7 separate regions of the Homo sapiens genome follow, and regions 1, 3, 4, 5, 6 and 7 are each linked to region 2. The links are chromatin loops, found by intact Hi-C in ENCODE. Cell type or tissue: sigmoid colon. All regions are shown on one strand.

Region 1 (4,000 bases), 180 kb after region 2:
AAACTCCCCTTGCACTATGCCCTGTGTCACATGCTCCTCTGTGATTTAGTTTTTAATGACTTTCCCTATTCTAGAGCATCCTTCAACACATCCAAAGGGCAGAAACAATGCCTTTTCCCGCACACGAGGCCTCCTCCATGGTGGGGAGTTTGTGCATATTTTCATTTTTTGCCAACTCATCGTCACAGATCAATCTCCCTCTTATTCATGTGTCCCTTACAATTTTAGTAGATCCTCACATCCCTAAGCTTGGATCCTTTCCTTTCAGAGGCTTTGCATACCGCATTTCCCTAACAACTCTATAACCACGGGGTGCTTCTAGGAGTTTTGGTCTTCCCTTTTTGAGGCTTGGCCAAGATCATAAACCAGACCTAAGGGTGCCCACCTCTGTCAGGTGAAGAGGACACAGCAAAGCCACCTAAAATTGTCTCCTCCACTGGTTTTTCACATTATCTGAACCTCCACTATCATATTTACTCTTGTCACAGTCACTGTGTGAGAAAAATAATTTTTTTAAGAGTGGAAATGAGAAGATGAAAAGGGAAAAGGAAAGCATCACAATGCCACCCTTTGAGCCAAGAACTTTATTTAATTTTTTCCATGTCATATGGAATTGTACGTAGTTTCAGGTTTTCTTTTAAAAGCCTTTTGGCTCTTGAGTCAGGCTAGAATCCTAGATATGAATCCCACCTCTGCTCATTACTAGCTGGGTGATTTGGGGCAAGGGGCTGAACCTCTCTGTGCCTCAGTTTTCTCATCTGTAAAATGTGATTAACAGCAGCACCTACCTCATAAGGTTGTTGTAGGATTAAATGAGTTAATACAGTAAAGTGCCTGGCACATAGTGAGCACTCAGAAAAATGCTGGCTGTTATGAGGAAAGCAGGATATCTGGGCAGGATTGACAAAGGAGTGTGGCCGCACAACCACACAGATTTCTGTCAATTGTCTACGTAATAACTGTTGCTTCCAAGCAGCTCTCTGGCCAAGCCTTCCCCTGGGGACCCGGGCACTAAGGACACGAGGAAGCCCAGTGGAAAGGCCAGGCCAAGGGAGCGCTGAGGTCTGGGCCTGGCTGAGCATCTCCATGAGGGGCCCTCCGACAGCAGGTGGGAGGGCGAGATCAGGGCAAAGGGGGCCTGTGAGGAAGAGGGGATCATTACAGAGAGAACCAAGAGGAGTACAGGGTCAGCTCAGCCCACTTAGCACCTTTGCACCTGCCGGCCCTGATGACCGGCCATGATCGTTCCATTTTGGGGCTTTTGAAGAGGTGGGGAGGTCCTGGGCCCAGCCAGGACGAGACTGGGGAGTGTTCTGCGGCTGAGTTTGGCTGTGTAATTAAAGCCCTGGTGTCTAGTGCCGAGAAGAAAAGAGAAAACAGCATTGGAACCCAACTGGCAGATGTGCTTGTTGTGCTGAGAGAAATTCACAGAACCTTGTGGTGCCATCTGGCTGAGAGCTGACTGTTTGCATGATGCAGTTCTCACTTAAGGAGGTGAAGCATCAAACTCCCTGGCCCCACCCACCTGCCTCTGCATCTGGGCAGCTGAAGGTAAGGGCACTCAGCAGCCCCGATGTAATGCCACATCCCAGTGTGCTCAGGAGGAAGCCACCAATCTTTGTTCTCTGCCTAAGGAAAGAAAAACAGCTAAAACAAAGCATTCTAGGACTGACCTTTGGTACAATGTTGGAAATATGAAAGAAATATAAATGTAACATTTTAAATTTCTGAAACGAGGAATAATTATCAATTTCATATACACAAAGTAAGCCCAGTAGGCAGGCCTACTAGAGCAGTGGTCTCCAAATTTTTTGGCATTAGGGACGGGTTTCATGGAAGACAATTTTTCCACAGATGGGGTCCGGGGGATGATTTTGGAATGAAACTGTTTTGCCTCATCCTCAGGCATTAGATTCTCATAAGAAGCACCCAACCTAGAGCCCTCACTTGCGCAATTCACAATAGAGTTCACGCTTCTATGAGACTCTTATGCTACCGGCTGATCCGACAGGAGGCAGAGCTCACGTGGTAACGCTCACTTGCCCACCGCTCACCCCCGGTTGTGTGGCCCGGTTCCTAACAGGCCACAGACTGGGACTGGGACCTGCCCGAGGCTGTGGGGTTGGGGATCCCTGTGCTAGAGGCTCTCAGAAGCATTCTCCATCTCCAGATAATATTCTGTCCCTCCACATGTGAAGGAGACACAGAGCTTTCCTGATGGAGCCTGGCAGGTCTGTCTGTCTTTATACACACCCATTGTATAGAGAAGTATTCTGGATCCAGGGTATATCATGATCATTGTCAATTTTCAGAACATCTCCTGGGCTGGTGAACTGTGGTTAGATAATAAAGAGTTGCTGGTGAAATGCCTCAGGGTGTGGTTAGAAAAAAGAAAGAAAAACAAGTGGTAATATAGGGTGCGGGGGGAGGTATGGGGAGGCTGGGTAACTGTGATTTTTAACTCAAGAAGGAAAAAGGGAGAGGAGAAAAAATGAAGACTCTATAGCTCATCTAGAGTGAGCCAAATTGGATCCCAAACACTAACACTTAATGCACTAAAAACTGTATAATTCAAACATCTCTCAACACAGAAGATGGGTACCACGTGTGTAACAAAACATAATTGAGCTGAGGTGAATCCCTGTCCTTAAAAGAGGTTTATAAGCTAATAGTGGTGATGAAGGTGAGGAAGACTCTTAGTTCCACTCAGAAAGTGAGAGGATCTGAATACTCCAGAAAAGGAAAAAGATAAGAGGAGAGATGAAATGAGATTGGCAAATTGTTGATGATTGTTGAAACTGAGCAATGAGTATTGAAAGGCAGGGATCATTACCTGACTCTTCTATCCAGGAGGCCGTTAGTGGACCAGGAAGTCAGGACAAGATCTGAGGTGAAGAGCTGGTGAGGAGTGAGACAGCTGCCAAGGTCCACCTTGTTCCCCTAAGGAGCTGAGCTCTTTCTCTTCCTTCCTTTTAGACAGGTTCATTAAAGCTGGCCCACTCCACATGACCTAGAAGGACTGGGTCAACCCTGAAAGGTTTGCTCCATAGCCCAGAATGACAACCTCTGACATCACAAATGCAGGATTGGAGAAGGCATAGTTGGCATGCAAGCCGTATTGATTTTTTTACAAATCAGAGCTTCATGCTTGCTGCTGAGAACATTTCACCGGGCCACGAAGCTGCTGCAGGAAGTTTTCAAGTCCTCTCCTCTACACCGTGACCTTAACTTAGAGAGCACTCTCAGCCCCTCCTCCCATCCCCCCGCACCTGCCCAGGTGGGCCCCACTGCTCTCCACACCCACACCCACCTGGTCGTTGCTCTCTACCGAGGAGGCTCTCCCTGCTTTGCTGTGCTTTTGTCAACTTTCCTGCAGCTTCCCTGTTCTGGGAGGCTGAGCTAGAGTGGAAACGACCAGCTTCCCCAAACAGGCAGCTCCGAGAAGGCGTCTGCTCCGCGTCTGCTCCCACTGAGCCAAGGTCCAGCCCAAACGCTCAAATTAGAGCTTGTTAGCCAATTGCTGAAAAACTGCAGGGGGACTCATTTGTAAGCAAACTAATGAGACATCCCAGGATAGAAAGCCTGGTTTTATTTTTAGCATTTCAGAGCTGACACCCCAAACACCTCTATAACCACCTGCCAGTCTGAAGAGGGAACAAGCAGAGCTCAGGATGTGGTGCCGTGCGAGGGCGGTAAGTGGAAGGAAGCAGCGCATGGGGAGGGTGCCTTGGAGACCAGAGGAGCACAGCAAGGGGAGGATGCTCAGCTCTCACACCTGCTCTGTCTTGGTCATAATGAAAAAACAGCTCTGACACAGGGAGTGTGTCAGAACACCACAGTACCCTCTGGGACTGTGTGGGAAAACAAAAAACAAAAACCAAAACAAGGGAGACTCCTTCCCTCTTAACCTCAAATGGTCCCTCTTAACTCCAGACCCTTGAGCGTCTTGCTCCGCCACTGCATGGGGCAGGTGCAATGTACTCTGTGATCTGTGATCTCC
Region 2 (4,000 bases):
GAGCCATCCCCTGCAGCCCTCGTGCCTCTCTGCCCTTTTTTTCCTCTTACAAAAACAAAATGTTTCTAAATTTCCAGCCAGGGGGCCCTATCCTCAATAGATCTGTCATTCACTGGGGCCCTTGAAATCATGGGTCATTGCAAGCAATTTTCTAAACTTCGTTTTTAGCTGGGGAAACTCCCCAGGGTCTGTGGTCAAGGGAGAGCAGGGGTATTTAAAAGCTGACCCTTGTAACCCACTGCTCTCCCTTCTCCTTTGAAGATAAAGGGAGGGCGGGGTTCTGAACACTGACTCGAGGAAGTTTGGGAATTCTCGTGCCCACGTTCCTGCTAAGGAGTGGCTAGTGGAGCGTGAGAGCAGTTACTGTGAGCCAGACCCGTGCTAAGCCCCACATTGAAGGCATTTCGTGCTCCAAGGAATCCGATCACTCTCATTTTACAGAGGACAAAATCAGGGCTCAGCGAGGCCTGGTCATTTGCCAAAGCTTACACACCTAGGCTCTGCCAGAGGCACCCTTGTCACTTAACTCCCCGACTGAGTCCCCTTAACCTCCACCCAGAGAGGAGAGGTTCCCGGAGTGGTTTAAGAGATAACAACTCCCCTATTGACGGGGGCGAGGAGTAGGCAAAGTGGGATCCCCAAGCCATTGCCAGAGACTTCCGGGTTCAAGAGTGGTTCAAGAGTCCTTGTGTACAAAAAGAGCAGATAAAGAGTTTGCTTCAGGCACTCTCAGCATCAAAGTCACCTAACATTTGCCCAGCTTAGGGGGTGGGGGGAGTTTGGGGGGTATATCAGTTTGCTAGGCATAGTATAATATCATAGACTGGGTGGCTTAGACAACAGACATAGATGTTCTCACTGTTCTGGAGGCTGGACGTCCGAGATAAAGATGTAGTCCGGGCGTGTTTCTCCAGGGCCTCCTTGGCTGCCTTTTGCTGTGTGCTCACATGGGTTTTCCTCTGTGCATGCACTTGTCTATGTCCAGATTTCCTCTTTGTATGAGGACACCAGTCAGATGGGATTAGGGCCTACTCTAAGACCTCATCTTAACTTAATTAACTCTGTAAAGCTCTTATCTCCAAATACAGTTACATTCTGAGGCACTAGACGGCAACAGGATTTTTTGGGGGGGGGTGGGGAGAGGGGTAAAATTCAGCCCTAAGAGGGGTCCAAATAAATGTTACTTGTAAGATACCACACCTTGAAAAATGTGTGTTCCTATTCCGTATGTAAATCAGTCAGGTTTTTATTTTTGCACATAAACATCTTTCCGAAGAACAGAGAGCCCTGAGAAAAATGCCCAAGCACTCTGTACTCTGTCTATTCATTGTTTTTTAGGAGTCATGAGTCTTTGGTTTGGCTCAAGCAAAATCATGTGTGAAATCCAATAAATGGGAAGTCTTTATTGCTCAACCGCTTTTGAAAAATATCTATCATTGAGGCCAGTTTTTTTTTTTCTCCTGTCAGGTCTCATGATTTTCTACTGAAACCAACTCTGGAGTAAAAGGCTTACGTTGGCAGGAGAGTGTAGTACCTAAGGGCGGACGCTAGATGACGCCCCGGGTAGAGGCAGGGAGGAAACAAAATGTCTGCAGCCTCAGCTCAGGCTTTGATTCGGCTGGAATGCGTTCATTCATTCTTGAAGTTGGAGTTTTTCAATCAAAATGAAACCTACTGCTCTGACTCTAATGGAAAAGTCAGGGTTTTGTTTTGTTTTGTTTTTTAATGGTAATGAGCAGTATGTGATCTAATCGAGGAATTATAATTGATCGATGCTAAAGTGATTATTACCAGGAGCTCTCGTTTTTCTGTTAGACATCTTCAGTGGCTGTTCTCTTTAGGAGAGCACGTGCTTCCTAATCTCTTCCTCCCCTCGTTCCTGCAGGGCTCCCTGCCTCCCAGGTGCAGGCTCTCCCTCTGCAGTGGCTGAGCAAAGTCTCACGTCTCTGCTGAATACACCGGCATGTCTGTAGGCGGGGGACCGTGTCAATTGAGTTGTATGACATAATGTTGGAAAAAGAGGGGCTTCCGCAGAGAAGAAGATGAAAAGGTGCTTGTGACCTGGAATGCTTATTATGCCAAATTTCCCAGGCCAAGAACTGTGGCGCTGCATCTTAATTTAGTTCTGGGTTTGGAGCCGTGCGGCATCAGGATGGGAGAAATGGCTACAGAAATGACTCCCACAGCTTCTCATTCATTTGTTCCCCTGGGGTATTGCCAGGTTGGGAGAGGGAGGCTGTAGGTTACAGCGATGTCTCCTCCACCTTAGTGTACAAAGGAAAGGGCAGGACAACAGATGGTTTATGCATTACTTGAAAATGTTCTCCTGAACCGTCCATACTGTCTTTAGTCTGCGGGGTCCAGAGTCACATCAGGCTTATCTTTTAACACTGAGTGCTCTGCACTCTTATATTCACTGGGAAAAGCTGGATTGTGCAGTGATTCCCAATCCTGGCTCCATGTTTCACCATTCGTGCTGCATGGTCTCCAGCTATTTCCCGTCCCCATTCGTTCTTCGTCCTTCTCTGCCCTGTGCAGACCCCTAGAAGCTGTTCTTTGTGACCTGCTCCAGTCCCTGTTCCCCTCTCTTGCCCTCTTGCTTCTTAGCTGGGCTTGGCCATTGGATGGAAGGGAGAGAAGTGAGGGTGTCTCTTCTGTTCTCCCCCTGCTGGCAGTGGTGGGTCCTTCTGGGGCCCCAGCTCCAGTTAGGCAGCCCCATGCCCTGCTGCTAGCTCTCCCTGGTTTGCTAGAACACCGCTTTCTGCCTTTGCCCCTTCAGGCTTCAGGGTGAAACGGCTTCCAGCTCTGCCATCCCTAGTTAGTTTGTTTATGCCTCCCCAGGCCTCTGTAAATCATCTCTTCATTAAACTCTCTTCTGTCAGCCTTTTGAGGGGCTGGCTCTTCCCAGCAAGCCTTTGTTTGAATCACTGTCCAAGCAAAGTGGGATTCATAGCTGAACTCTTTGAGCCTCCGTTTCCTTCTTTCTGAAGTGAGAAAATTTATGGCTGGGTGCAGTGGCTCAAGCCTGCAATCCCAGCACTTTGGGATGTCAAGGCAGGAGGATTCATTGAGGCCAGGAGTTTGAGACCAGCCTGGATAACATAATGAGACCCTGTCTCTACAAAAAACAAGAAACAACAACAACAACAACAACAAAACCTAGCTAGATGTTGCGGCATGCACCTGTGGTCCCAGCTACTCAAGAAGCTGAGGAAGGAGGATCCCTTGAGCACCGGAGGTTGAGGCTGCAGTGTGTTGTGATCATGTCACTGCCCTCCAACCTAGATGACAGAGGGAGACTCTGTCTCAAATAATAATAATAATAATAATAATAATGGGAAAATTATTAATACTACCTACCTTATTGGTTGTGAGGATTAAAACTAGTGGCATTCAACAGGTATTCATTTCACATAAAAGATTCCACTTACCAGCATAATGAATGGCATAAGTCAGGTACTTGATAAATGTTTTTATTCATTTGTTTTGACTTTTTTATGAATGGAGAGATTAATGAATTCACACTGAAGCACCTTAGGTTTGAACAGTAAGTCAATGAGTGCCATGCTCACCTGATGCCAGCAGGCAGCATGGTTCAGAGCAGAGACTCCGGTGCCAGATTGCCTGCAGGAAATCTTGGGCCTTCCAAGCTCCCTGTGAGCAGTCTGTGCCTCAGTTCCCTCATCTGTTCAGTGTGGCTGGTGTTAGGAACCCTTCTCCTGTGGGTGGAGAGAGGATGGATGAAGTCATGTGCATCAGGCATGTGTTTTTGATGTTTTCTGGAATGTAGGAACCAAAGCTGCCCCCTCCTTCCCTCTTCGTGGCTCCTCCCTTCATAATGGAAGCTGCCGAAGTCCAGCTGCTGTTTGCGCGTGTGCAGACCCAGGATCCTCTGAGACAAAGCAGCAAGGTTCAGCGGGAACCCTGCAGGTGGCAAGGGAGCAAGGGTCTCATCTGTCTTAGCAGTAGCTTGAGATTGGCCCCTGCAACTCCGTGGCAG
Region 3 (4,000 bases), 600 kb after region 2:
GCTGAAAACCCCACAGGAGATGGAGTACCTTGGCCAAGCTTAAAGAGAAGATTTTCTCAGGGTATTTATTAGTGTGTCCAGCAGGGTCAGGAAGCAGGATGGAAAGATGCACTCAGACTGTTAATTTATTAACAAGGCAAATGATTTTGTGTTTCTTGATGACAGACTATTAAGTTTGGGACTTATTTTCCCATTTGAGAAGTTATAATATATATTTAAGATGATAAGTTTCCTGCTTAAGTTGTGCCTTTCAGCTTCAATGAGTTTAAGGAGCACTAAGGGTAATGATACCAATGAGGGTTGGTTTATTATCAAACCTGAATAGCTGTGGTTTCTCCAGTAAATATTTTCTTCTACTGAACATGGAGCCATTATTAAGAGTTGTGTGTTTTTTATTATGTACATTTGTATATTTTTTTGCTTGTTTGATGTTCTATTTTTCTAATAGTTTTCTTTTAGTTTCTTAAAGTTGTGATACTAGATTTAGATTCTGATGCTAACTGCAAATCAGGTTGGTCTCTGCTGGGTCTCTCCTGCTTTTATTTTACTTTAAGGACAAGTGTAGTTGTCGTCCACCACCTTTCAAAAAATGTGAAACTGCCCTGCCTCCCCTTTTTGCTGACAACACTGTGTACATTGACCACTTCCTACCATACTTTATGTTGTAAAATCAAACTCTTTTGTGGTACATTATCTCATGCTTCTGCAAATTCGAATAAATTCTATGGCTTCCATGTGCATGGTGTGATCTCAAGAATCCTAGTGGGTCTCTCCTGGGACCCAGGCCTGGAAGTGCCCCATGGAGAGTTCCAGATCCCGCTCTGCTTCCCCACAGCCCGTGACTTTAGTCCTATCTTCTCACTTTCCTGTAGCCATTTGGGGAAAATCCTTATTCCAACAATTTGAGCCTCAACCAGAGAATCCCTTGAGCCCCCATTTTGGATCTCTGATACTGTCTGCAGATTTATTTGGCTTTGGGGCCACAGAGGTCTTCCTTCCAACCAAGCTGTTGGGATAAAGCAGCTCAGAGGCTGCCAGTTGTCAGGCATTTGCTGAAGGACTTGGTCTCTGGCAACAAAACGCCCTCACCTGTTGCCGCCCCAGTCTGTGCTGGCCTGCACATACACTATCCTGTTAGAGGGAGCAGAGTGCATGCAGGGCGGAGGGGCTGTCGGGGAGTGTAGCTATCCTGGTAATTGTTACTATCTCACTCCCTCAACTCCCTTGAGAAAGGATCCATTTTTGCACTAGAGGCAAATTCAGTCAAGTGAGCCTTAATTCCCAGACAGTAAAAGGCAGTGATTCACAGCAGCTATACCAGAAGATCTGCTGCCCAGAAGATAAGGTTTGACCTTTGAGTTTTGTCAGCTGATGGATGGTGCTGAAAGCAGACACCCAGGGAGCTGTGCAGAGAGGAAGGCAGGCGAGCTGCTCTCCGGGCCCCAGCGTGCCTATGATCTGGAATATGTGATGAGCGTCTGCACCTGAAAGCATCATGCACATTTCGTGTTCCTTGGCCACACAGAAAGCCAGACCACAGAGCTTGCGTGGTGGGTAAGCAAGCTCGTGCAGCGTGCCCCTGGGACACAGGTTGGGCGTGGTTTCTGGCCCAGTGTAATTACTGCGGGAGGTTCTGCTGCTGCAGAACCTGATTCACAAAAGGGGCCAGCTTCGCAAAGCAGCCCAGAGAGCCTGATAGATTCCAGAACTGGGAAATAAGCATGGGGCATGCCTTGTTCCTGGATTTTTGTATGTGTCCTCTGGTCCCTAAGGATGACTTTGAGCCAAGTGCAAGGTGGACCCCAGTTCCTGCAGCGCCACACTGCCACCTAGTGGCTACTGCTTGGTGCCGCACAGACAGCTTGAAAAGGCCATGCCAAGTCTTTCAGCACTCTCTTCGAAAATCCTGACCGGTGGCTCCTCAAGGTCCTGTGGGGCGATGCCAGGCTGTAGGCTTGAGGGGTACCACCTGGAGAAAGTTTTCCCTTGCACATTTTGGTTATGAAGCACCTCTGGTCATTCAAAAGCTGCCTCCAAATGGCATTCGCAGCAACAAGGAAGCCTGTGGAGCCATGGCCTGGGGTGCTGGCCTGGCTTCCAACTTCAGCCCAGCCCTTACACCACACAGACCTGGGCAGGGTCTGAGGCTGCAGCAGGGAGGGCTGGAACCAACTACAGATAATCCCATCAACCCCTGTTCAAAGGGAACAGTTCAGTTTTACCAAATTAAGCCTGTCCACTCAGCCATAAATACAGCCATTTAAAAAACACAACGTGAGGAAAAGTCTTCAGGAATGAAACAGGCAGTATGTTTGCTGATGAGGGGAACAGCTTTTTGGCTCTTGGTGTGGCTGAGCACTTAATCCCAGTGGATCTGAGACTGCGTGGGGAAGAAAAAGCTGTGCTGGGTGGGACTTTGCCATGGATGCTTTTAAATTCTCCTTAAAACAATGCACCTGATGATGAGTGCCAGCTGGTTCTGAACCGCTGCTCCCACAGTGCAGGAGGAGGGACGAAGCCCAGTGCCTGCCGCGTGAATTTGGCGGTGCAGTCATGTGAGAAGCCGCTATGCACAGTCAGCAGCTGCGTGGCAGGTGCTCTCTTCGTGTCTGTGGTGTGAGTGCCTTAGAGGGAGGAGGCATGGGCACCCAGGAGGTCTGCAGACATACAAGGGACAGGGCTGTCTGAGCTCGGAGCTGTAGGGCATCCCGACCCTGCCTGGCGCTGGCACTGGAAAAAGCTTCCCGACTTAGTGAGTGAGGAAGATTGGCCTGCATCATCACGCTGCGGTGGGAGTGACCCAAGCCTGGCCTCAGAAACACCAGGTGTCTGTCTTGGTTTTATTTTATGAGGTTTGGGGCAAGAGGTTTGAAAGATGCAGACTGGCTAACAAAAATGTATTTAGCAAATTTAATTTAAGTGAATTAACATGCTCTGTCTTAACCACCAGAATGGCTTACCAGCCTTCGGGATTGTGTGTAGTGTGTGTGTATCTGTGTGTGTATGTAAGCATTTGACAGACTCTCACGTGGGCAGGATTCTCACCACTTGGTGGTTACAGATGAGGTGACAGGGTGCAATCCCAGAGTCATTGCTCGAAGTGTACACACTGATGCAGCAATGGCTTTGAGAACATCCTTCAACTTCAATCGCAGGTGGGAAGCTGTCCAACCATTTGGTTTCCACCTGTGCTTAACTCCGTAACTCCCTTCTTGCTAGGGGGATGCAAGTCTCCCACGAAGGGAGAGCCAGCTCTCAGGGCTCCTTGGCACAGAGGAGGTCAGTGAGTGAGTTGACTTCCAGAGTCTCCTCTGCCTACTGCAAATGAGCCGTGGAAGGGGACACCATTCTCCATGGACAGTGGAAAGCTGGCTCTAATCTCACCTCCTGCTCGTGTTGGTGGCTGCCACCCATTTGCTCCTTTGTTATGTGGAGGTGCTGCCAGCTGCCTTGTTTACCGCATAAGGTGGGGTAAGGACAATGGGAGGGGGTCATTATGAAAGTGAAGGGTGCTCAAGACACCCCAAAAGAAACAAACAGGTTAGGACACGTGGCCAGATAGATAGATTATTAATAACTAGATTGCCATCGATATACTGGGATGACCCAGAGGTGGCCCTGGGGTGTTCCCTGTGAGGTCCGGAAGTGAATTTGTGTCTCCAAAGGGTCTGTTGTTCACTACTTGTTCAGGAGGGACTTGCTGATCTCGCTGAAATAGCTGCCACTCCCACAGACCCTGCAAAACCACCACAGGGAACCTGCGAACCCAGCTGTCTCCCTTGTGATGGTGCCAGACACCTGTGGGACACTTCGAGGTCCAGCTGGCTAAACCGGCTGCAGCCCAAACTGAAGGCCATCGGGATGGGGGGAGCAAGCACTTTCAGGTTGAAATGAGTGAATGACCTTTTATGTCCTCCTTCCAGCCAACTCCAGCGCACCCGGCCTTGCAGAGCAGAGGCACTGAGCTCCCAAGTCCAGGGGAGGGGCTGCTCAAGCCCCC
Region 4 (4,000 bases), 520 kb after region 2:
ACCCGTCCAGGCTGCTGGCCTCCTTCCCCTTCACCTAGCTTTACTGGCTCCTCTCGCCAAATCTGGGGGGTCTCTTCAGCCTCTGTCTCCTTGCTGCCCATGGCCTCCCTTTGCTCCCCTGCCGCCTTCTAGTGGGCCGCCTGGTGGTGGACTTGTCCTGTGGGATGGAGACCCTCCATACATGGGGTTCAAAGGTCCTGGGGTATTCCTGGATCTTCAGGACATCTGCCTACCCTCAGGTTTCCCAGGCCTCGGGTGGGGAGGCATCAGATCCCTGGCCAACCTGCTATCCACCCCAGGGTTTAGACCTCTCTTCCCGTGAGGGAACAGAGTAGTAGCTTCATTTGTGGCAGATTATCTGCCTTGTGATAAACTTTAGTGGCCTCCCTTTCTGTTTTGCCATAATCTGCCTCCTCCCCCACTCCCATACCCATCTACAAAGCAGCCTTGAAAATAACCACCCCTGTGGTTCAGTGTGGGTCATGATCTGTCAATCCAGGCTTAGTACATTTCCAAATGGAATTACCAGAAGGATGGGCATCAAACTGGGAAAATGATTTGGTGGCTTGCTAGCCGTGTTCCTTTTTCTCCCAAGGCATTCGTTCAGATGTGCAGTGTTGGCAGACCCAGGGGATGCCATTTACCTGGCCCACTGGTCGAGATTTGGTCATCCCAGGAACTTGGGCTTCAGAAAAGATGTTTCTGGGCTTTGGACCAGATTCTGGCTGGTCTGTGGTTTGCCCCTCCTGCCACACCCAGTGGCTTTCATTGGGCTTTTTTCCTCTAGTTATTGTCAGGAACAGTGGGGAATGGCAGGTATTGCATTTGGTGAACACACTGGATAACTGGAATCAGAGCCGTGTGACTGAGGGAAGAGGCCTTCACAGCTTCAATGCAGAATGGGATGATTATCTGCCCTGAAACGAAGGATGCTTCTTTGAGGGGAGTTGGGACCAATACTGGGAACAGCACCGCTCCTGGCTTCTCTGGCTTTGCTTCTCTCTGAAGTAATTTAGACTTCGTGAACCTTACATACTGGCTCCATCTGTATATTGGGAGAGCCTGTCCCTCTCAGCCTCACAGTAGTGAAGTTAGGAAGCATGGAGTCCACAGTGTTCTTTGAAAGAATCAAGGCACCAAGTCCATGCATTTACATTTCTCTCTTGAGATCAGTCCTTTTGTTAGCAGCCTGCAATTCTGACCACGGCAACCAAAAATTTCTGACCGTGGCAACCAAAAATCAAGCGCGAGGAAACCTGGGGGTTTATTTGGAGGTGGGAGAGGATGTCCCTTCTTCTGGTAGGACTATGTCTGGCTACATTGTCTTTCCATTTTTTTCTGATTGTCCCCTTGCCCCCCTCCCTTTTCTGGGGGCACAGAGGGCATGGCAATTTTGTTTCCTAGCTTTCCATATTCCTACTGCAGTGCTTTCTTCAGAATACTTGTTCAGATCGGATTCTTGGCTGTGAGGGCAACCAGCTGCTTTCCTGTTTCTTTAAAAGTGGATCCCACACTGCCGTGTCCTGCACAGTGAGTTCTGCATTGTAGAAACCATCTAGCAGTGGTGACTCAGGGAGTGGCCTCTGCTCGGTATGGGGCCTCTGCAACATGAGGTTATGGGGCTTCTACGCTGTGGGGTCAAAGGAGACATCATGATCCCTACTGGCAGAAAGAGCAGAGCCCCAGAGTGGGTTCCACTTACGGGGTCAGTGTCTTTTCTGAGATATTCCTCAGAACCACATTTAAATTCTTTTTCATATTGTTTGCATAATAATTGCCTTCTAGTGCCTACTTTATAGGACTGAGAGGATTTAAATGAGATAATCCATGTTATGGATTTAACACAGCCTCTGGCACAAGTCTAAATGTTGCATGTAAGTGTTAACTATTATACTGGAAAGAAGGCTCAGTTCCTTGATTTAGGTGTGGGAGAAAAATATATATATATTTTGAGATAGGGTCACACTCTGTCACCCAGGCTGGAGTGCAGTGGTGCAGTCACAGCTTGTATTAGCCTCCACCTCCTGGGATCAAGCGATCCTCCCACCTCAGCCTCTGAGGTACCTGGAACCATAGGTGTGTACCACCACACCCGGCTAATTTTTATTTTTTATTTTTTGGTAGAGAAGGGATCTCATTATGTTGCCCAGGCTGGTCTCAAACTCCTGGCCTCAAGTGATCCACCTGCCTCGCCTCCCTAAAGTGCTAGGTTTATGGTCGTGAGCCACTTAGCCTAGCCCTGAGAAAAATAATTTTTACAACAACTTAATTTCGCTCTCTCATTTTACCAAGGCATTAAAATGTTGTGCTCTTTCCTTGGGTGGGTTTCTAAATTAGAAGGGGCAGACATAGTCCCAGGGTGCTGGAGGAGGGATGCGGGCCTCTGAGGCATCTGCTGACAGGTTCACCATCCCATCTGGTCCCAGGTCTGAGGGAAGGAACAATAGTCTCTGGGCTGTTTTGGCTCTGACTGCCTGGATGGACTTGAAGCCATCTCTCTTTGGAATCCTGATGTCTCCCTGAGCATGGGGTGCAGGTTTGCTTAGGACTCAGACCCATGCACCTTGCGCTCAGTGACTTCTAGGACTCCTGGGAAACAGAGCTCTCAGCCCCTTTCTTAGTGTTTGCTGTGTGTGGGTATGTGTATGTTTATGTGTATGTGTATGTGTATGTGTATATGTATGTGTGTGTGTTTGGTGGGGGGCAGGACGGGAGTGACTGCCCTGGCTACAGTCATCCCAAACATGTTGTTCAAATTACTCCGAAGCCCTTGGGTTTTAGAAAAAGCAAAGCTGAAAAGCTGAAACTCTGGGCCGTGTTTCCCACCTCACTCATCCCGTGCTTGGGTCTGTAGGATAGGATGTCTCCATACAGCACAGGGGTGGTGGGCGACACCCACCTGGGGGCAGCAGTGAGAAGGCAGGGGCTCATCCTCCCCACAAAGTGGCTGGAGTTGATCTGTTATGGACGTGTTCGAAGTGTCCTTCTCTGCATCTTGTCTGCTTACTGAGTGCCATTAGCCAAAGTCTGTTAGGCCAAGTAGGAAGGAAGGGAGGGGCCCTGGGGCTAGGTAAGATCAATCATTGCAAGCACTTATTTAGTGCTCACCATGTACTCTGCGCTTTATCTATGTTTCATTTGAATCTTCCTAACCACCCAGTGGGATCGGCCCTTCTGGTGTGACTGATGGGGAGAGGGGAAGGCAGGTGGCCCACGGGCACACAGGTAGGCAGTCAGTGGCAGAGTGAAGATTGGAACCCAGATGTCTGCCTGTACCTGGACTCCAGCCTGTCTCGGGATAGGCCTGGCCTGGCCTGCCCTGTGTACACTGAGTGGGAGGCAGACAGATCTGAAGCCCATCTGCCTGCGTCCCTCTGTTTCTGGCTGAGTCCAGGTGGTGCTGGCACCGGTCACCCGCCCCAACGCTGGAGGGCACCCTGCCTCCCCTCTCTTTGCCCTGATTTCCCTCTGCTGTCTCTGAAAGTGGGTCTTCCCCCTCCCAAGTCCAGGCACCTGGCACAGCTGGAGCCCTGGGGTCCTTGGGGCAGCTGCGCTGGGACGTGGCCAGTGTCAGGAGCCGGTGTGTGTGACGGAGGCTGGGCTGCATTCTTTCTGGGTCAGTAGTTTGGCATTTACATCACCAGCCTTTGGCTGGATGCAATGCCTCCTGCCCAGACCACAATGGAGCCTTGTTTGATTTATCACCATCCAGCCACGCCCACACTCCACCTCCATCTCCACCTGGGGAGACCCCTTTGCAGGGGGTCTTGTGGAAATCAGAGACTGTTCGTAGGGGAAAGTCAGCTTCCTTTTCTGTGTTCCATCCTTCTTAAGGCCAGTGGCCGCTGTCATCCTGCCCTTGGCTTGGCTTTGCTGATTTCTACAATATCTTGCGGAGGTGCCCCCTTTCCTTAGAGGATGCATCTTTAACACTCTCAGAGAGGCTGGGGCAGGAGCTGTCCACACCAGGGCCTGCAGCAAGGGCCCGTCTTCCCCAAAG
Region 5 (4,000 bases), 340 kb after region 2:
AAACACATTAGAATTGTTGACAAAAAAGACAAAGGAATTCTCAGATCATTACTAAACTCAAAGCTTAAATTGTTACATCTGCAAGCTCATGAAAATTACTAAACCTTTACCCTATCATAACACTAGTGTCCTTAAACCTTTATTTTAATGGAGTGGTTTCCATCTTTTACAATAATATAAATTATAGGCTGAAGTTAAATATTCTGTTACCCATTCTGCCTACCAGTTTGTCTTATTTTCTTTGTGTGTACACTTTTCTAGCTTTCATGTTTGTACAGTACCTCCAAATATATATAATTTTTTTGGTTTCTTCCAAGTCTTCATTTTGGGTGAGGTGAACTAAAGTTGTATCTTCTCTAATGTTTACTAACTGACTTCAGATAGACAATAAGATAATATATCAACATTATCCAAAAGTAAACAGTTTTTTTGTTATTCTCAATATCAATATATTAACTGTTTTTTAGATCTTTGTTAAGCCTGCTGTTTTCTAGCCTTAAATGTACATTTTAACAGGTACAAATATTGGAGCATTATAATACTATGTGTTAATTACTGGTAATTGAAATTAATTTTAAAATGATATTTCTTTTTACTCAGTAGGTCTTTCCCAACTCATTTGTATTAACTTTAAACTTGGGGACTACAATTTGGTACATTTTAGTATTCTTTAAGAAGCAAAACGAGTCTTTTTGCAGCTCTTGCTACTTAAAAGAATAAGTAATAACCAAGGTTGCGGTAAATGTATGAATAGTGACTGTTTCTAATAGTAGTAGGAAGCTCCAAGGGCCTTCTTTGTACTCTAACTGATTTGGATCTGAATTTTTAAAACAATATAGTAGTACCTTAATTATATGTTGGAATATACCTAACCAGTACACTGGATTCTTTTCAGACTGGGAAGAAGAGCAGGTCAGCAGTCCAAATATTCTACGACTTATTTATCAAGGACGATTTCTACATGGAAATGTCACATTAGGAGGTAACAGCCACCTTTGTAATGGGATTTAATGTCTGTCTCATGGTAGCATGATTCGCTTGTTTTAAATGTTAATGTCTTTGAATTTGCTAAAAAAAATGATAAATTCAAACTATGAATTCTGCCTATTTCTGGTATGCCTACTCCTTCACATTGTATATTCTGTTAAATTTAGTTTTAGGACTGTAGTAAGTATTTACTACCTTGTGAAATAAACTCTATCCCAGTATAGGTAGGATTCTATACCTACTATTTTTTAAATGTAACGTTATTATATTTCCAAATAATATATAATTCAGATGTAGTATTTTAAACTTAAGACTGGACACACAAACTAGGAAAAATTTATGATAGTTTTCAAATATATGAAGGGATGTTTTCAGATGTTTCTACCTGATACAGTTGCTAATCATGTGAGAATAAAGTAGGTGGCTGACATTAGAGCAGCATTTTAGCATAATAGTTGAAAGAACAGATTTTGGAACTAGACTATTTAAGTTATATGTTAGCTGCACTACTTACTGGCTGTGTAAACCTTGGGCAAGTGACTTAACCAACCTGTGTTCCAGTTTCCTCATCAGTAAAATGGAATTACAGTAGTGCCTACCTCATAGGTTAAGAAGGGTAAATTACTTTATATATTCAAAGTGCTTACGTGCATAAATGGTGCTTGGCACATAGTAAACACCTTAATTGTTAGCTATTATTGTTCTTTATATATGATTGGAGAAATGTAGCTCAATATTGCCCCCTTATGGGGTATATTTTCTACCATCAACAGGATTTGATGGTAGTTTTGAAAATAGGTATTTCAAATATATTCAGATAATTGGAAACGTATAGGCAAATGAAATGGTCTATCTAAATATATATTTCACTGAATATAGTCTGAGTTTTTCCTCTAAACCTAATATTTAATCTATTTTTCCTTAAAGGTAGAATATTTGCATTCATTCATTCAGCATGTATTTATTAAATTCTTATGGGCCAACACTGTGCTAAGCACTTGGGAATACAGGATTGAATAAGACAGAAGCTCTCCCTTCAGGTTGCTCTAGTATTACATAGGACAAACAGATAAAATGCACTGGTAAAAATCCTGGGCAATAAGGGCTAAAGTAGATGAATGCAAATGATTTTATGACAATGTCAAGTGAGTAAAACATTTCAGGCTGTAATCTCACACTGAGTTTCACTGGTAGTATTATAACTGGTCTAAAAAATGCTGCTATCTACTAAGAGATATCTGGCACTTTAAAATGGAGCTTTTTTGATTTGTAGCTTTTTTTTTATAGCTTTTGTATAAATAGATGGACCAACTCTTAATGCTCTTCATGTAAGAATTGACTGTTAGCTCCCTGGCTATATTGTACATTCATTAAGGATGGGACCATGTTCTAGTCTTTTTAAAATTCTCCATGGCTCATACAAGATCTTATGTGAATTAAAAATTGGTAAATGTTGGTTGAATTTAATCTATCGATTATATGAGTGAACCTTGAAATGCTCCATTTCCCTTTTGAGTATTGATCTATGTGAGCAATTTCCCACCAACTCCATTCCTTAATTATCTTTTCTGTTGTGACCTCAGAGTTTGAACTTCATATTAAAGCTCATAGAATTTGTGTTAAAATCAAAACTATTGATTTATTCCCACTAAAGTATAATTTTTTACCAGTATTTTTTTGAAATCTGTTTTAGAATAATGAACAGATTGACTTATGTAATTATTATTGTAATTCTGTGTTGCTGTCCTTCTTTTCAAAAACAATAAACTATCTCTAGTGTAGAAGCATGGCCTGGACCTCCGCGTTAATAATTGTAGCTGGATGTTTGAGCAAGTTTGGATAACAACATTCAACTATTTGTCTTTTGGGTCTCAGTTTTTCTTTTTAGCCTCCCTGTGTTCTTCAATGTGAATAATAAAGAAGATAGCACACAGGGAAATACAACCATCTTTAAATATTTGAGTGGCCTGTGTGGAAGAAGGCTTTGTGTGGCCCTAGAACTTGCTCTGTATAGCCCTGTGAATTAGACTTAGGATCAGTAACTGAAAATCAAAGACAGTTTTCTCTTCAATATAGGAAAGAATATGTGAACATGTTGAGCTACCTAAAGAAAGAATAGACTGCCAGGGAAAGTTAGTGAGATCTTGTTATAGGTAGTGGTCAAGCAGTGGATGACCACGAAGTAGTGGGTATACAGCCATGGGTGGAATTCAGCCATTATGCAGACAAAGTAGGAAGCCTGGGCATTCTCTGCCATTCTTGAAATTTTCTGCTTAAGTTTCAGGTTGAAATGTTTGGTTATCAAATGTCTTAAAACATAGCCCTGAATCCCCCCTTTTTAAAATAGAACCTTTATAGCCATATAGAGTTTCATTTCATTAAAGGAAAGGTGTGACAGCAGCCTTGTTAATCGGAGGGTGAAGAAGATGATCAGCTAAAGCTTTGGCATTCAGTATGGCCCAGATTAGCATTTCCAAAAATGTGGCTCTGAAATAGTGGGCATGAGACTCATCTAGGATACTTATTTTAAAATGCAGATTTCTGCATGCCCTCTCTCCCCAACCCCCATCTCCTAATTTTACTAGTGAATTGAATTCCTGGGTGATTTTTATGTACGCTAAAGGTTGAAAACCTCTATTCTGGATATTGTACTGTGTCATAGGAGAGAGCAGAAGCATCCACAGTGAAAGGAAGAAAACGCATTTTAGATTCTGGTATTCCTCTTCTTTCACATTTTTAAATGTTATTAACATCAATACCTACTATTTCTAGTTAAAATTCAGATGGAGAAGAAAAATAATAGCTCCCACGCATTACATTTGTAACTTCAAATGGTAAGCCTCTCAGGAGCTTTCCAGGCCTGTCTTGACATTTTTTACATATATATCTCAGTTTACCTACCTTTTTTCTCAGATTCATTTTCCTTGCTATCTCAAAATGATGATGGTAGTATATACTGAATGCTTTCTTTGTACCAAGTTCTGTGCAAAGCACTTTGCTTGGATTGTTTGAT
Region 6 (4,000 bases), 190 kb after region 2:
GTGTGCATGTGTATCTCTGCATGTGTGTTTTTGTGGGGTTTGTGTGTATGCATTAATGTGTGTGGGGGCGGTATGTGTGTGTTTCTGTGTGTGTGTGTGTATTGCTTTTCTTCTAGTCTCCTCCTCCACGCCATCAGCCCACGCAATCCACACCTCATAAAACAGAACCCACATCTCCATCCTACTACAAGGAACTGGAGAAAAAAGAAAAAAAAACAAGCAACAAACCCTCCTGCCAGTCAGAGCCCAAGGAGAAAACTGGATGTAGATTTCAATCCACCCTCCCAGGTCTGCAGGTGTGAGAGAAGGTCACCTTTCTTGAATATCATGACAGTTTTCAGTGTGTGTGACTCATCTATGTTATTCCAGTTCTCCTTCATTAGGGGGATAAAATGCTTTTCTATATTTAATGAATGCCAGTGATTCAGGAGTTTGAGAGAGGTGGGCCCTAATTAGTCAAGCAGGGTTTCCATTACACAGAAAGCTTGAAAGGAAGGATTTTGGCTATTCCTGTGCCAGCAGCCAGAAGCCCAAGCCACACCAGAATAGGGAGGCGTCGTTTTGTTGTCAGTCACCAAGAGAACCAGAGAAAGAGTTGTGAAACCAGGCTAAGGCCCTGGCACTGGCTTCCTTGTCTGTAAAATGTGAGTGCTAGACTGGAGTTCTGGATCTCTGCCAGCTCACAGATGATATGACTCTCTAAAGTATTTGGTCAATATTAGGCAGTCCCCACTGGAAAGCTGGCTTAATAGACAACTTGCAGGCTTAGTCCTGAGAAAGCCTCATGACGTTACTAAGGAATATAGTAGAGAATCCAAAGAGGAGAGGGAGAACTCTACCTACTTTGGTGGAATAAATAGGGTTTTTTAATGAGAGAAGAGTAAGCCCTAGCCCAAATTGTGTAGCAGCCACGGTTCACGTCCAGCTCCTGCATAATCCTTTTTCCCTATCAATCTCAGTAAAGGATTTAAAATCAGTGACTTCTTGTTTTGATGGTTTTGAAGTCACTGTTTTTCCGTCAAAGGGGTATGTGCATTTAAGTTTTATTTTCAGCTGTGGGGTGGAAGGCCTCTCTCTGTGGCAGGAACTGCAGGCATGAGCAGTGGCTGGGGGAATGGGTGTGCACAGCTGCAGCCTCAAGGTCTCAAGCCTGATGTCCTTACTTCTGGTGCAGGGACTTTGTAGATTGGGAGGCCCATTCTCTCTCTCTCTCTCTCTCTCTCTCGCTCGCTCTCGCTCTTGCTCTGACTCTCTCCCTCTCTGCTGATGGCTTATGCTTTCCCTCAAGAAGCACTCAGAACTTTCTGCGGCCGCTCCTTGCTGAGTACAGCTGGCAATCCAGATGCCCCAAGTCCCCCAGCAGGAGTCCTTCCCAGAGGAGTCCTTCCTCCATGGAAAGACACACCAGGAAGCCCTCCTTGGCAGAGGGCTGCCCTCTTTTGCCCTGAGCACCCTGGAGCGAGGCTGGAGTAGCTAGGAGCATGATGAGCAAGTGGGGCTCTCCTCTCTGTTTGCATTCCATTTGATGAGGCAGCTGGCGAAGCTTCTCCCCCGTCTCAGCTGCAGGGTGAGCAGACTGCGGCTGCTGCCTCTGATGTGCTCACCGGAGCATCACCTGCCTCCAGCCAGGAATTCCACCTGTTCCAGTGACACCAAAGATGTGAAGGAAGGATGTCCTCATCCACCTCAAACAACTCCCAAATGAATTTCCTTCTTTTGAGGGGGCTAGCGACAGGAAAAAACATGGCATCACCAGGCACTGAGCACTTTAAGCAGACAGAGCCTCTTGTAAAATAGGAAGCGGAGAGCCTTTAAGTCGCACATGGCATTAGCTGCCATGTCTTGAATTTGGGCAGCCAGTCCAGGCAGGCAAACCCAGCTGGAGAGGAGCAGGACAGGGTGCCCAGCAGGGGGCGCTGTATTGCACGTGCCCCCGGAGACAAAGGCTGCCAATGGAGGGGTGGGTCCTAGCCCCAGCAAGGACGCCAGGAGTGTGACTCAGGTGCTGTTGTTGGTTAGAGGAGTGGCTAAGGCAGGAGAAATCCTGAATCATGCTGTGGCCACGTGGCACCAGGATCACACACTTGGTGAGATTGTGCTCATGCCCTGAGCCATTTCCTCATCCAAAACAAATATTTGAGTTTAAAGAGCTGAGTAAAGCTGCAGAACGTTTTGTAGATTTATCACATTTTCTCTGCTGCAACTAGAGGCCTTGGAGAGCCTTACTTGTGGCAGTCCACACAAGAACCTTGTTTCTGTAAGTAGTTTGCACTGAAAGCCAGTGACTTCATACATAAAGAATGTTCTCTCTGGCTGGCTCGCCCAGTCTCCACTTCTTCTGTTTTGTTTGTGTAATTGGTGCCTAGACAGAATTTTCAAAAGCATTCACCCAAAACTGAAGGGCCATGGGGTATATGGCTTGGGAACAGTCTCCTTCTCCAGCCTCGCATGCCATTCTAGGGCTAGCCTGGCGTTCCCCAGCTCAGAGAAGGAACCCAGCAAGTGCATGACTGTTGGAAGGCAGGTGTTTGTCCTGTTTCTGTCGCAGGCATGATATGTGATCTGGGTGACTTACTTACCCTCTCTAGCTATTAGTTTCCTAACCTGTAAAAATTATGTCCAAGATCCTGTCCAGCTAAACTTTTAAGCCTGTCTGGATTAGGCTCAAGGCATTTTGGGGCTTGTGGAAGCAGCTCAAAGTTGGATCTGTGGTTTGAGTCTCCTTGGGGTGTCCTCTACCTAAGCCAGAACTCGGGCTCTGGAGCAAATGGAGCCAGTCCTCAGAATCACCTTGATATTTCATGGGCCTTTCATGTGGGTTTTTAAGTGACTTAAAAACCCGGGCTGTTAGAAAAACAACAGCAACCACCAGAGACCATCTGGAACTAGAAGAGTCTAAGGGAACAAAGAAAGAGGGAATCTAAGAGGACATGGGTAAAGGGGGATTCCTCAGAGCAACTGCTTCACAGCAGTCATTTTATGATGAGATTTCCATTTTTCCAATACTCGTATCTCCAAAACACATATTCCGTCTCTCTCTCTTCAGAGATCACATTGCCTCTGCCTTTTGGCATTATCTGCCATGTCTCAAATTTAATCAGCCTTTTTTCCCCTTTGTCTTGGCAATAGAACCACTGGTCTCAATGCTTAGACTGTGAGTCTTGCAGTTCAAAGAGAGAATTGAGTCAGCAGAACAGGACTGACTCAGCATTCCCAGGTTGGCCACAGTGGGGCCAATTCTCTGGTCCATATTTTGGCCTAATTCCCATTGAAATCCAATGCCCAGTAAGAAGTACAAGCTTTACATCTACAATTATGAACAAAGGTTTTTAAGCGGCTACAGGGCAAAAAATAGGGATCTGCATCTCTCTATCAGCAATTACCCTAGACTTATTATTATAATAGCCCAACTGTCCGTGCAGTTGCTCACGTGGGCCCAGGGGCCAGGCCATTCCTATGCATGCCCTCAGCTCAGCCCTCCCCACTCATGGCTGATGGGATCAGGCCTACCACTCATCATGAGTTAGGGAGGAGAAATGAGAAATGGAGAGCTGGAAAGATTTTATGTGTTCTTCTTCCCCTACTACTCACCACTAGTTCATGTTTTTATTACTTAGTAGTAAGTTATCCTGAAGAAGTACTTTACTGTTACAGAAATAGAAGGAAAACCAAGAGGTATTAAGAATGCTGAGTCATCATGGGAGCTTGGACGGAGTGACCAGGGGTGAAGTTACAAAAGGTGAAATGTACATCTCTGGGTATCAATAGTAGGATATTCTGGAGATTGAATTGCCCCGAATTACAGCTTGTTACTCGAGAAATAAGGGCCCAAGGGACCTGTGGTGGAAGTGGTAAGCTATCTAGTGATTTGCAGGGGTTATCAACCCTGGATCTGCATGAGAAATGCTCCACAAAAATTAGTCACAGCTATACCGCACCCACTGAACGACGGTTTCTGGAGGGCGGGTCTCAGGCATCAACATCTTTAAAGGCTCAAGAT
Region 7 (4,000 bases), 370 kb after region 2:
CAAAATCACTTTCTTCATGACTCTCTTCTAGCCAAGAAATTATCAGCAGCTCCTTACCTGTGACCACGCAAGCCCAAGCTCCCGATCACAGGTCCCTGTCCTGTGGCTCCAAGCTCTCCACATGCAGTGAATACTGTGGAGTGGCTTGTTCAGCATCCATTCCAAACCCTTCCAGCATTCCTTTCACAAGTTGCCCAAATTGAGAGCTAAAAATTACATTTTTCTGACTCTACTGCAGCTAGAATCCCAGCTGTGAGAAGATTCCGACTGTCAGATGCACTTGGTGAGTTTTGATTCAAGGCTGAGGTATGTGGAAGAGAACTGGGGGGTGAAGCATCCATTTTGCCGGCGTGGGTTGCGACAAGGGCAGAGGGTCTGGTTTGGAGGCAGTGGCTTCCTGGTCTGGAGGCAGCTTCTTAATGTGGCAGCTGCCTGGTCATGACAGAACCCTCCGCTCTCTTGGTGACCACTTCTATAGTGTGGTTAAGAGTCATTCTTGGTTGGCCAGGTGCGGTGGCTCACACCTCTAATCCCAGCACTTTGGGAGGCCAAGGTGGGTAGATCACCTAAGGTCAAGAGTTGGAGACCAGCCTGGCCAACATGGTGAAACCCTGTCTCTACTAAAAATACAAAAGTTAGCTGGGCTGGTGGCCAATGCCTGTAATCCCAGCTACTTGGGATGCTGAGACAAGAGAATCACTTGAACCCGGGAGGCAGAGGTTGCAGTGAGCCGAGACTGCACCACTGCACTCCAGCCTGGGCAACAAGAGTGAAACTCCATCTCAAAAAAAAAAAAAAAAGAAAAAAAAACAGTCATTCTTGGAAGCTTAACCTAGAGACTAGAGACTATTTGTTTCTTCCTTCCATTGTCCAAGTAACGTATACTGCTAACCCCTTTCTGCTTTAACTGTCTAGCCTGGCATCTGGTTCCTGCGATTATTATCTCTGACCAATCAATGTATTCTACTATCCAACTTTAATCCTCACTTTCCCCCAAAACTTATCAGGCTAGTCTCCTCTCTGGTTCCAGGAATACATCCTGTTCACTCCCACCCCTGGGCCTTCACTCTCATTCTCATTTGGCCCCTGCCCTGTAATGATCTCCACTGGGTCCTCTAATTCCAGATCTACAGCCATATCTGTCTCCTGGAGCTTTCTTTGACCCCCTATTGTTCCTACTGATCATCTCCAAAGGACAGGAAGGCACAGCCCTGAGAGTTGGGTGCAGGTTTATAGTCTCGACTCTTCCACAGTCCAATTGCAATACTGGAAAAACCAGCCCTCAGTTTCCTTCGCCATCAAACCTGGAGGCTGGACCACATGAACACTGCATTCTCTTCTAGTTCTAAAGTTGTTAAGACTCTTACAGCTCCAAGAAAAGCCACTTTCCAATTCAAGAGAGCCAGGCTGCTCTTAAACACATTTTATTTCAAATTCTGTGACATCTTTATTTCCTGACACCTTTTTTCTGCAAGGTTGACTGTGCACATGTGGAATTGTTTATTTTAATTGCTGGAAAGTCCCTGCAGCTGGCAGAGCCAGGCATTGAGTGATGAGGAACAGAATCTTTTTTTTAACAAGGCAATTTCTTCTCCGAGTGTGGTCACTGCTTTATGGACAAAATAAACAACCTGCATATGTTCAATTACCCGGCTTGTCTACTGAGACCTCCTGGCCATTTCGAAGGCCTGATTGGTGAGGATCCAAAACAAGCTCTCAGTCCACGTTCCAAGAAAGGCAGATGACGAGGCCCAGAGGACACAACGCTGGGCCATGCTGGGCCTCATTAGAGGCTCCACGAAAGTCAGCATGGAGGAGCAAACGCTTCGGAGCCTCGGGGGTGATTGACTTGGCAGAACAATTAGGTCTTGGTGTGAGATCATTCCCAGCCTTTTCCTTCGGAGTAAGAAAGAGAATGTGCTGATTTCCACACCACTGCAGAGGCTGTCACGGTCACGGAGCGGCAGGAAGGAGCACACCAGAAGCCTCTCTAGGCAGGTCCGCCACTCACCAGGCATGGGAGACGCTCAGTTAGTTTTTATGCCCATTTGTCCCAACTATTCTTAGCCTACTCTTTACCAAGAGCTACATCCCTACATTGCATTATTTGAATCATACTATGGAAGGCCTTCCTGGAACTTGATTGCAGTGTTATCTTTATTTGTTTATTTATTTTTTTGAGACAGAGTTTCACTCTCATTGCCTAGGCTGGAGTGCAGTGGCGTGATCTCGGCTGTGAACTCCGCCTCCCGGGCTCAAGTGATTCTCCTGCTTCAGACTCCCAAGTAGCTGGGATTACAGGCACCTGCCACCATGCCCAGCTAATTTTTTGTATTTTTAGTAGGGACAGGGTTTCACCATGTTGGCCAGGCTGGTCTCGAACTCCTGAGCTCAGGTGATCCGCCAGCCTCAGCCTTCCAAAGTGCTGGGATTACAGGCATGAGGCACCACATCTGGCCAGTGTTATCCTTATTTTTTTTATTTTTATTATTATTATTTTTAAGATGGAGTCTGGCTCGGTCGCCCAGGCTGGCGACCTGGGCATGGTGCAGTGGCACGATCTCAGCTCACTGCAAGCTCCGCCTCCTGGGTTCACGCCATTCTCCTGCCTCAGCCTCCCGAGTAGCTGGGACTACAGGCGCCTGCCACCACACCTGGCTAATTTTTTTGCATTTTTAGTAGAGACGGGGTTTCACCGTGTCAGCCAGGATGGTCTCTATCTCCTGATCTTGTGCTCCTCCTGCCTCGGCCTCCCAAAGTGCTGGGATTACAGGGGTGAGCCACCACGCCCGGCCTATCCTTATTTTTAAATTATTATTTTTATTTTTCAGAAATGGGGTCTCTGTTACCCAGACTGGAGTACAGTGGTCCAATTGTGGCTCACTGCAGCCTCAAACTCCTGGGGTCAGGCGATCTTCCCACCTCAGCTTCCTGAGTAGCTTGTGCCACCATGCCCAGCTAATTTTTTTATTTTCAGTAGAGATGGAGTCTCACTATGTAGTCCAGGTTGGTCTCAAACTCTTAGGCTCAAGTGATCCTCCCATCTCTGCCTCCCAAAGTGCTAGAATTACCTTTGATCAAGGGATGACATAAAAAATAACCAGCTGGAAAATGCCTCTCGTTTCTTCATATGCACCTTACATATGCATCTCGGAAGCCATGGATGCTACTTTAACAAACAAAGCACTTAAGTGGCCTAATTTGGGGTCAGGAATGACTCCAGACTTTTATCCTATTTCTATCTTTTTTGTTCTCTTCAGTGCATTGGTGCCTTCTCTTACACACACACACACACACACACACACACACACACACACACACATAAAACCTTGGCCCAGATTCACGTGTCTGGGAGGCCTGGCCCTGCTGGTTGATTCTGACCCTGGCCTGGGACTGCCTTGCGGTTTTTTTTCTAGTAATTGCCACTCACTCCACATATTGCCCCTACTCCTGGACACCTATCTCCTACAACCTGAACCCACGTCATCTTGACCCCTCTTCCCAAGGGAGGGAGATTAAACAGTTCCTGAGTGGTAGAAAACATCGGACATAATTATAGTGATCCCATAATTGCAAAAGATTTTCATAGAAAATTTCTCAGAAAGTTTATCTTGATGAATTGCTTTGACCTATGACCCACTGTAGCTATTTTTGGCTTATGTGTTCATGAGTGCACTGCAGAGATGGACAGGGCATCCACACCAAACAGGAAAATAAACATTAAAATTGGGGCTTTGTGTTGTCTGACCCGCAGCTGCAAAAATGCCAGGATTTTAAGCAACAGGACAGGTAGAGCCTAGCCCTACCGGATGGGGTAGGTGCATGGGGTAGGGACCAAATGCAAATTTGGTCCCTGGTCTCAATTCCCCAAAACTGCTATGGGGATCCCCAAGACGAGCTCCCAAGTAAAAGGTAAGAACTGTAGCTGTAAATATTTGAGAATGGTCTCTAAGATCATAGACAATAGTGAAAGCCAGAAAAGAATGTTATTGCACAGCTT

The links. A loop is a pair of places that touch in the nucleus more often than their neighbours do. Peaks named below come from ENCODE experiments on the same cell type or tissue, not always from the same donor. Only the 100,000 strongest peaks of a DNase experiment are listed, where the experiment ranks them.
Region 1: a loop joins it to region 2, with 4 times the contacts of the local background. A loop is called at or near these places in 40 of 110 quality-filtered maps.
Region 3: it touches region 2 in a loop (8-fold over the local background); 101 of 110 quality-filtered maps call a loop at or near these places.
Region 4: a loop joins it to region 2, with 7 times the contacts of the local background. A loop is called at or near these places in 32 of 110 quality-filtered maps.
Region 5: a loop joins it to region 2, with 8 times the contacts of the local background. A loop is called at or near these places in 103 of 110 quality-filtered maps.
Region 6: it touches region 2 in a loop (4-fold over the local background); 39 of 110 quality-filtered maps call a loop at or near these places.
Region 7: a loop joins it to region 2, with 10 times the contacts of the local background. A loop is called at or near these places in 3 of 110 quality-filtered maps.

Annotation. Positions count from the first base shown.
Region 1 is chr13:29,935,535-29,939,534 of GRCh38, reverse strand. It overlaps LINC00544 (long intergenic non-protein coding RNA 544), which reads right to left and starts at 3,004. Exons shown (of 5, transcript NR_033889.1): 1 at 2,834-3,004; 2 at 2,254-2,333; 3 at 1,526-1,629. RefSeq lists enhancers at 3,571-3,690, 3,821-3,940. In sigmoid colon, no CTCF peak of the experiment used is centred here; no DNase peak of the experiment used is centred here; H3K27ac peaks cover 462 bases.
Region 2 is chr13:30,110,688-30,114,687 of GRCh38, reverse strand. No RefSeq gene overlaps it. Among named protein-coding and RNA genes, the nearest start is that of LINC00365, 3.8 kb to the right of the region's middle. In sigmoid colon, a CTCF peak has its summit at 1,546; a DNase peak (open chromatin) is centred at 1,557; H3K4me3 peaks cover 205 bases; H3K27ac peaks cover 1,044 bases.
Region 3 is chr13:29,506,148-29,510,147 of GRCh38, reverse strand. SLC7A1 (solute carrier family 7 member 1) reads left to right here. Exons shown (of 13, transcript NM_003045.5): 13 at 1-734. Among named protein-coding and RNA genes, the nearest start is that of MTUS2-AS1, 20 kb to the right of the region's middle. In sigmoid colon, a CTCF peak has its summit at 1,833 (motif pointing left); DNase peaks (open chromatin) are centred at 1,827 and 2,558.
Region 4 is chr13:29,589,061-29,593,060 of GRCh38, reverse strand. All of the region lies in intron 1 of SLC7A1 (solute carrier family 7 member 1), which reads left to right. Among named protein-coding and RNA genes, the nearest start is that of SLC7A1, 4.6 kb to the left of the region's middle. RefSeq lists enhancers at 1-75, 76-577, 2,738-3,734. In sigmoid colon, no CTCF peak of the experiment used is centred here; no DNase peak of the experiment used is centred here.
Region 5 is chr13:29,769,094-29,773,093 of GRCh38, reverse strand. UBL3 (ubiquitin like 3) reads left to right here. Exons shown (of 5, transcript NM_007106.4): 3 at 896-982. Among named protein-coding and RNA genes, the nearest start is that of UBL3, 80 kb to the left of the region's middle. In sigmoid colon, a CTCF peak has its summit at 1,740; no DNase peak of the experiment used is centred here.
Region 6 is chr13:29,922,277-29,926,276 of GRCh38, reverse strand. The region is part of intron 1 of LINC00572 (long intergenic non-protein coding RNA 572); the gene reads left to right. Among named protein-coding and RNA genes, the nearest start is that of LINC00572, 2.4 kb to the left of the region's middle. In sigmoid colon, a CTCF peak has its summit at 1,899 (motif pointing right); DNase peaks (open chromatin) are centred at 656, 1,567, 2,016 and 2,276; H3K27ac peaks cover 1,928 bases.
Region 7 is chr13:29,741,232-29,745,231 of GRCh38, reverse strand. No RefSeq gene overlaps it. Among named protein-coding and RNA genes, the nearest start is that of UBL3, 110 kb to the left of the region's middle. In sigmoid colon, no CTCF peak of the experiment used is centred here; a DNase peak (open chromatin) is centred at 1,801.